Regions from separate parts of the Homo sapiens genome. Here region 2 is linked to region 1. Evidence: chromatin loops called from intact Hi-C (ENCODE). Cell type or tissue: adrenal gland. All regions are shown on one strand.

Region 1 (4,000 bases):
GCAGCTGGGAAGTGGTTGGACTTTTTCCTTTATTAGAGGCAGGGAATGAGAATGGGAGGGTTCTGTCTCTTCAGAAAAGGCTTCCTTGGAAGAAGTGCTCTTCTGGAAGCAAACAGAGGAGGCAAGGGGTTGTTTCGGACACACTAGAGAGTAAGTCAGAGAATCTTCGTGTTGAGGCAGCATTGCAAAATTGAAGATGAAGAAAGGAAGGAAGGTATGTGTAAGTCTGGCTTGAAATGAGTTTTATTAAAAACACCTCAATTCTTGTCTGCACATTTTTGAAGAGTGTGAAAAAAAAATGGAGGAAGTTACCTCCAGTGGTTTTGTGGCTTTTTAAGCATGACATACAGGATATTGAATTTAACCCCTGTTTATCTTGAAGTGTATGAATATTTCGGGGATAAACAAAGCAACTATTCTTTGAAATATGCGTCTGTGGCCAAGTGATTCCAGTTACTTGGAATCACAGTTCTGTTGATTCTCTTTTCTGCTTCAAGTATTTGCACACCACAGACATAAGATTATTCATATAATAATTTTTAAAAACCATGTGGTCTTGCTAGAATTTCTGTATAAATGTATAAAAATGTCTTTTAAATATGGCAGGAATGTTATATTAGAACTCCATGTGAGATTTTACATTTTATTAGTGCCTATTGTGTGTTTGTATTTCAGAAATCTTGGTAGAGTTTATAAATGCTATTTCTCTCAAAAACAGTCGTGTATATAGGAGAGTCCAAGTGCTTTTTACAACTCTCTGTAGCTTCATTAATTCATCTAGCATTTATAAAGTTATTTCAGTGCTTATTAAGATAGATTTCTTAAGCCAGTAACCTGAAGTATTTGTTTAGATTCACAAACTTTTGGATATAAAATGACATGTTAAGGATATGTAAAAAGAATTTTAATTATCTAGCAAAAAAATGTGATTTTCACAACAATATTTTTTGTGTGAAATACCAACAATATTTCCAGAAAGTCTAGAGTCTTAGGGCAACAAATTGGAGCCCCCAGCTTTAATCAAAATAAAAATCTGCAGAGTGTTCACATCTGGCTCCACCTGAAAGTCCGGTTCAGAATTTCCCTGTGATCCTGGCACTTGCAGAAGGGAAGTTTTAGCTTTGTTTAGTATAACAAGAGCTGCAGGACTCCCAGGCCAATAAACGTGTTCACGTAAAACTCCAGACAGCTTCTTTTAGACTGGAGTCTTATCAGGGAGACCTCATTTTCCCTCTAATTAAAGGAAAGATTTAAGGGAGAGAAAGGAATAGCCTATGCCTCTTACTTGTGCGGGTCAGTGTTCGCTGAATTAGAAGTTATTCCAACATGAACACAATCCTCAGGATGAATGACTGCCTAGACTTTGAACGTAATGGTCAACCAGTTTTCACCCGAATTTTGACTGTTTCATTTAGAAGAAAAGCAAAATGAGAAAAAGCTTTCCTCATTTCTCCTTGAGATGGCAAAGCACTCAGAAATGACATCACATACCCTAAAGAACCCTGGGATGACTAAGGCAGAGAGAGTCTGAGAAAACTCTTTGGTGCTTCTGCCTTTAGTTTTAGGACACATTTATGCAGATGAGCTTATAAGAGACCGTTCCCTCCGCCTTCTTCCTCAGAGGAAGTTTCTTGGTAGATCACCGACACCTCATCCAGGCGGGGGGTTGGGGGGAAACTTGGCACCAGCCATCCCAGGCAGAGCACCACTGTGATTTGTTCTCCTGGTGGAGAGAGCTGGAAGGAAGGAGCCAGCGTGCAAATAATGAAGGAGCACGGGGGCACCTTCAGTAGCACCGGAATCAGCGGTGGTAGCGGTGACTCTGCTATGGACAGCCTGCAGCCGCTCCAGCCTAACTACATGCCTGTGTGTTTGTTTGCAGAAGAATCTTATCAAAAATTAGCAATGGAAACGCTGGAGGAATTAGACTGGTGTTTAGACCAGCTAGAGACCATACAGACCTACCGGTCTGTCAGTGAGATGGCTTCTAACAAGGTAAGAGATGATCTTTTTATTCATTAAAGTGTGATCATGCAGGGAGCTCCAGCTCCCCTCACCCCTGTCTGCAGCAGAGTGCACCAGGGAATGCTACCAACTCTAAGAATATGTTTGTTGCTTTGTCTAGAAGATTCTCTTCCAAAGTGTCACACTCTACTTGTGTCTTGATGCTACAGCAAAAGTTTAAAATCCTCAGTACGCTTCAATTTCCAGAAACAAAACTTCTCTCTTACTGATGCAGTTTGGAATAGGTTTAAGGTGAGAGATGTCTGTCTGTAAAGCTTCCAAATCAATATAACATTGAAAGTGCTTTAAAATTTTTTTACAATTATCAGGAAGCTAAAATCTGAGTTAGTCTTGTTGCATTGCAATCAGGTGTCACATATTTATTTTTAAACAAGAAAGTAGTTTAACCTTCATATATCAATGGGAAAGAATGGTCTGTGTTGAAGTTTGATAAATTCCCTCTAAAAAGAAGGATATCCTGGGATTTTCTAAGATTTCTTTTGCGATGCTGGCATGACCTAAGATAAAAAAGAAACAATATGCTTTGTCTCCAAAACCAGAGGTTTTCTTTAAGTTTGCTGATTTTCATAGTGAAATCATTTGAAATTGCTTCATGCATACTGCCCCCAAAATGGTTTTATTTACAATCCCCAGACAAAGCTTAATGTTGAAGAGCCTTAATTATCTATCATTATATCATTTGTTTAATTAACACCTGGACTTAGAATGCTAATTTATGTAGTGAGAGTTGTTGCTTTTTGTTTGTATTTTTACCTTGGAGAATATTATATTAAATACATATTGCTATAAAGTTATACAAAGTTATATATGTGTGTGTACACACACACACACACACATACACTTTGTTAAAAAGCCTTACACCATACCCTCATAGGTGCACATTTCAGAGTCCCAGTCATTCTAGCCTGAAGTATCATCTTGTTGTCTACGTTTCTGGGGCTGAGAAGATATTTTGCTCCACACCTGCCAGCATGCCCTTTCCAGCCCTGAGGTGCACCAGTGAGTGTGTGTCCCTTCTCCAGCTTTCCTGGGGTAAAAGTACCACCTTTGGATCAAGGCTTGCTGGCTGCGGCTCAGAGGATCTGCGCAGAGGAAGCAGTGTGTCCTCAGGAGATCCTGAAGGAGGGGAGGGGGGACTCTTCCTACTTGGAACTCTTTGTTTATTGGTTAATGAAAGGGCAAAAATAAGTCCCTTTCTAAAATTTTAGTTTAGAGTTTAAGTTGGAAGGGAAAAAAAAAGAAAAGAACACATTTGAGGATTAACTATTTATTGACTTTTCTCTGAAGTTCTCAATTGAAGGTTAAACTCAGGGATTTTCCAGGCTGGGGTAAAACTCAACCAACTGCTTCCCCATGAGGAGGGCTTTGCTGTGTAACTTCTCCAAATCACACTGGGACTCCATGTAGAAGGACTTTCACAAGGCTTGAGCCTACTTTGGAGCATTAGCAGACACTCTGTTCCCTGTATTTTGTGGTAATTGACGGCTATGCAAGATGTAGATCCAACATTTATGGGGTAGTTTTTCAACAGCTTTCACCATAGAGAACATGGCAAACTTCAATAGTCACCAAAATATACTAACTAGAGTCACCAAGATAAAGCAGGCAATTAACTCCAAGAAGAGAAAAAGAGTACCCCCTGAGAAACTACAAATTGCCATTAATTTTCATTTTGAGTGTCAATATGCTGTAGTATTCTAATCCCATTCATGCCTAGAGTGCTGGAATTAGACATTGACTGTCTTGCAAATTTATTAAAAATAATCTTATTCAGCATAGTAGTTAGTAAGGCTCTGAGACCAGGCACTCTGTAGACACGGGTGAGGATTCCAATCCCTCAGGCTTCCGCTCCTCCTTTATGGTGTTGTGTGCAGGAAGCAATGAAAGTTGAATAGAGCTAACCCTAACAAAAGGGCTAACCTTCAATGCTGACACAGTTAGCTTAAGTAAAAAGCATGCAGCCTCAGTCATTTTC
Region 2 (4,000 bases), 62 kb after region 1:
TATACATCGTAATGCTATATTTAGGTTTAAATTTATTAAAAGCTGTATAATAAATATTTAATAAATAAATACTTGAGCATGCAAATACATACTACAGGAAAAAAGAAAAATTATCCCTGACATATTAACTTTTTCTCAGAGCTAAGCTTTTGATTGGCTTTTTTTTTACACTTTTTCATGTTATGTTGTCCAGATTTTCTACAATTAGAATACATTATTTTATAATCAGGAAAAAAATTAATTAAAAATTTTTAAGGCTTGATCACCAGCTCATAGGATATCGACTCTAGAAAAGAACATTAACAAAAACCTGACCTGCCTTCTCATTTTTCCCATAAAGAAACCAGAGAATCAGAAAGCTAGATGGTTGGCGAAGGCCAAATGCTATTTGCAAGCAGAGTAAATGTGCCTCCCCAAATGTGCAGCCAAATAGGCCTCCCCAAGATAGCCTATTTCAAAGGATCCCTTTACAGGCACCCAGAGGGAGAAGCCACCAGCCCCCAGTGTTCTTGGGGACACGGCAGGCTAAGGGTAGTTTTCCAACTCATCTCAAGTTCTGGCCATTCTTGTTGAAAAGTTAAGACCAGAAAGTAGAGCTATGACCAGGCCTTAGTCCTGCTGCCCAAGAGACCAACCCGCGCCTGCATAGACCTCTGAGCAGATTCTGAGTTCCTTTCAATCTGGAAGGCTGCATGCCTATTTGAGAGGTGAAGGAATTGAGGGAATCTGCAAATTCTACCCACCTCACATCCAAATACACCATGGTTTTCCACTCCTGCCCTAACACTCAGATCTCCTTTATCTAAAAGTAGGTGTCAGTAGTAGTAGCAGTGGTGCTGGGGTCATTCCATAGATTACAATGTGAACGGTAGAGTTGTGGCAGATGGTGGCCTTGGTCTGGGAGGACTTGAAGGAGTCTGCCATTGAAAAAGGGCAGAAATGTACAGGCGTGCCAAGCAAAAAGAACCATGTGCAAAGGCCCAGGGCTTTGATACCGTGTGATGAGAAGTTCAGCAACGTAGGGTGTGGGGGCAGGAAGGATTGACATCTGATGTGGCTGGATTGTGAAAGGCCTTGAAGACTATGCGAGGGAGGACTATGGGAAGTCAACAGCAGGGTGTGGGAAATGGAAGGGAGTGGCAGGTGGGAACAGCGGGGGCTAGGCCCTGACAGAGGAGGAGCCATGTACCAATAGGGGATTGGGCAAACTGGACCAGCAGATAAATGGAAGTACATCCCTGATGGACTGCAGCCAAATTCAGCCAACAGCCCCAGCTCCAGGCTCAGGCCAGCCTGGACATAGTGCAGGAGGATCTAACTGGCCAGGGCCATCTCCCCTGCCCCAGCTGCATATTCCCCTCATGTGGCTCAGAGTGGACAGCTAATAGGGGATCTGTGTTTCAGAAGAAAAGGATGAAACAAGGCCATACCAAAAGAGGAAGCAGCAGAACTTTGCTCAAAAGAGTTATCAGCTGCAGGGAGTCTCCAGAAATGCTGAAAGGAGGCCTGGACAACAACTGCTTGACTGAGCACAGCCAGCTCTGTTCATGGATGACAGACATGCTTCGGTGGCCAGTGAGCTTAGAAGACAGAGGCCTGTGTTCACGTCCCAGCTCTGCCACATCTATAGTGATGGGCAAGTCATTTATCCTCTCCAACTCTCAGTGTTCTCCACTTTCCCTGTCAAAAGGGCATAATAATGGTCTCTATTTCATATGGCTATTGAGACAATAAAACAATTTATTGCATAGAACATTAATAATTCTGAAGGATTGTTGTTAACTTTTTAATCTTCTTCTTTCATCTTCCGGGGACCCAGATCCATTATTTGTATTTGTATTCCAAGAGAAGAGGAACGGGTATGTGAACAGCCACATATTGGGTCACTTTACATGAACTACCCTCTGAATTCTCCCATGGGCCCCACAAGAAGGGCATTAAGATCTCTCACGGGCAGAGAAGTTGAAATTCAGAGAAGCAAAATCACCTATGTAATATCCCAAGCTAATTTAAGGCAAACAAGTAATTCTGTCTACCCCCAAACTCCTGCCTGTCCACCAACCAGACTGCCTTCCCCAGCTCAAATCTCCACAACCTGTTAGTGCCACCTGCCCCTGTACACCTGCTGCCACGGGAACAAGGGTCCCATCCCCTCAGGCCTCACGCGGACCGGGAACATGGCCTTTGTTTTACTGGCAAAGCTGACCCAGGCCAGGACACAGCCAGATCCACCATCCCTGGGCTCGGGACTATTGTGGGTCACAGATATCCCTTTGACAGTGAGATGTCACACCTGGAACCCACTACCTAGCAAAACATAAGAATTTGGAGTAAAACACCATTTTTAAAAATCTACATGTGCCTTTATCCCACAGGGAGTTCCTGAGGCTTCAGGGAGACTTTCAGGGGTCCAGAGAACCCAGAGGGATAAGGGGCTGGGAGTAATTTTAATGGTGTAGGATCTCATAGGATGGAGTGAAGTGGAGAGTTGCGGGAGGCATTTTTACACTGCTTATCCCACAACACTCTCTAATATGGTTTAGCCCTTTCACCACACAAAGTAAGAAGCTGACGGTTAGACACACAGGGGAGAGGCTGCTTCATATGGCAGAAAGAGCTGGGACTGCCAGTCCATGAGATGTTTGTTACAGTTCTCATTTCTTTACTTATTTTGCTGGGTGATCTTGGGCAAGTGGCCTAGCTGCTGTTACAACACAACCACAATGATAACTGCCATTCATTGGGTGCTTCCCAAGGGCTAGGCCTTGTCCTAGCCTCTGAACGTTTATTATTGCATTTCCTCTTCACAATAACCATAGGAGGTAGCCATGATTTTCTCCCTTTCGTGGATGAGGGTTGAAGCATGCTGCAGACTCAAAGCCCCTCCCCAGGGCTCTACATCTACCGTAAGGCCACCTTGGGCAGACACTTCTCCTTTATAGAGCAGGGAGCCTCTGACAATGCAAACGTCAATGTCAGATAATTTTTTTTCTTTTAACAATCGTCACTCTGGATGATGCTGGGGTGGTGTGTGTGTGAGGAGTGTTTCCTAGAGAGACATTCATGACAGTTCTTAAGGTCAGGGGCGGTATGGCTGGAGCCACATTTGTGAAATTTAATCACCAAGATTCCCCTTCTTTCAAAAGAGTAGAGCTCCTTCTTCTCCTTTCCAGGCTCTCTGTTTCCGGAGCTTTGGGCTTTACTCTCTAAGAGTTTCAGATGTGTTGAAACTCTGTAGAATTCAGGGGAAATCTTGCTGGGTCAGAGCCTGCACAGTTATCCCTCTGGGAGTTTCCAGCTTTGTGTGGGCTCAATGTCAACAATTTTTGTTCGAGAAGCTCTAGAGCTGGCCAAAGGCCAAAGTTACCCTGGCCAGGTTGTTGGTGAGAAAACTTAAAGGTTATACTTCTATAAGAAGAAAGAGAAATTGTCTTAGCCACAGGCAAATGACAAATGTGTACAAGGGTTTTACATTTGCCATCTCATTCAGCTTCCACACGGGAGACAGGGGATAGTATCCCCATTTTAAAGAAGAGAGAATTGAATTGGCCAAGGTCACCCAGATAATAGTAGAATTGGGAGAGATTTTTCTTTTCAAAACCAGCTCTTCATTGCCCATCGTTCCTTGCTAATTCTCCAGCTGAGACACAGGATCATGTTGCAGTATAAGAACATACCAGACTAGCTGGGATTAAATTTTGGCCTGACTGTGGGCTAGTTACTTAATCATTCTGAATCTCAGTTCCTCATGCATGAAATGAGGCTGAAATTACCAGTATTTGCTTCACAGGGCTCTTGTGAGTTTTCAATGGGTTAATATGGGGGAAATCTTAGAACAATGTACATGACATAGTGTCAGCTATTTTAATCATATAACTTGATTTAAGAAATGCACTGTTGTTTTAGCAGGTATATAGTGTACACTAGGGGAAGGAAAATAATTCTCAGACAACAAATCAGACTCTGTGCCGGGTGGGTGCTTCAGACTCATAACTCATTT

The links. Peaks named below come from ENCODE experiments on the same cell type or tissue, not always from the same donor. Only the 100,000 strongest peaks of a DNase experiment are listed, where the experiment ranks them.
Region 2: it touches region 1 in a loop (3.0-fold over the local background); 8 of 110 quality-filtered maps call a loop at or near these places.

What each region holds. Positions count from the first base shown.
Region 1 is chr1:66,330,626-66,334,625 of GRCh38, forward strand. It overlaps PDE4B (phosphodiesterase 4B), which reads left to right. Exons shown (of 17, transcript NM_002600.4): 8 at 1,883-1,995. Among named protein-coding and RNA genes, the nearest start is that of SGIP1, 200 kb to the right of the region's middle. RefSeq lists enhancers at 2,888-2,947, 2,978-3,027. In adrenal gland, a CTCF peak has its summit at 1,740; a DNase peak (open chromatin) is centred at 1,758; H3K4me3 peaks cover 3,000 bases; H3K27ac peaks cover 2,501 bases.
Region 2 is chr1:66,392,645-66,396,644 of GRCh38, forward strand. No RefSeq gene overlaps it. Among named protein-coding and RNA genes, the nearest start is that of SGIP1, 140 kb to the right of the region's middle. In adrenal gland, no CTCF peak of the experiment used is centred here; no DNase peak of the experiment used is centred here; H3K27ac peaks cover 1,120 bases.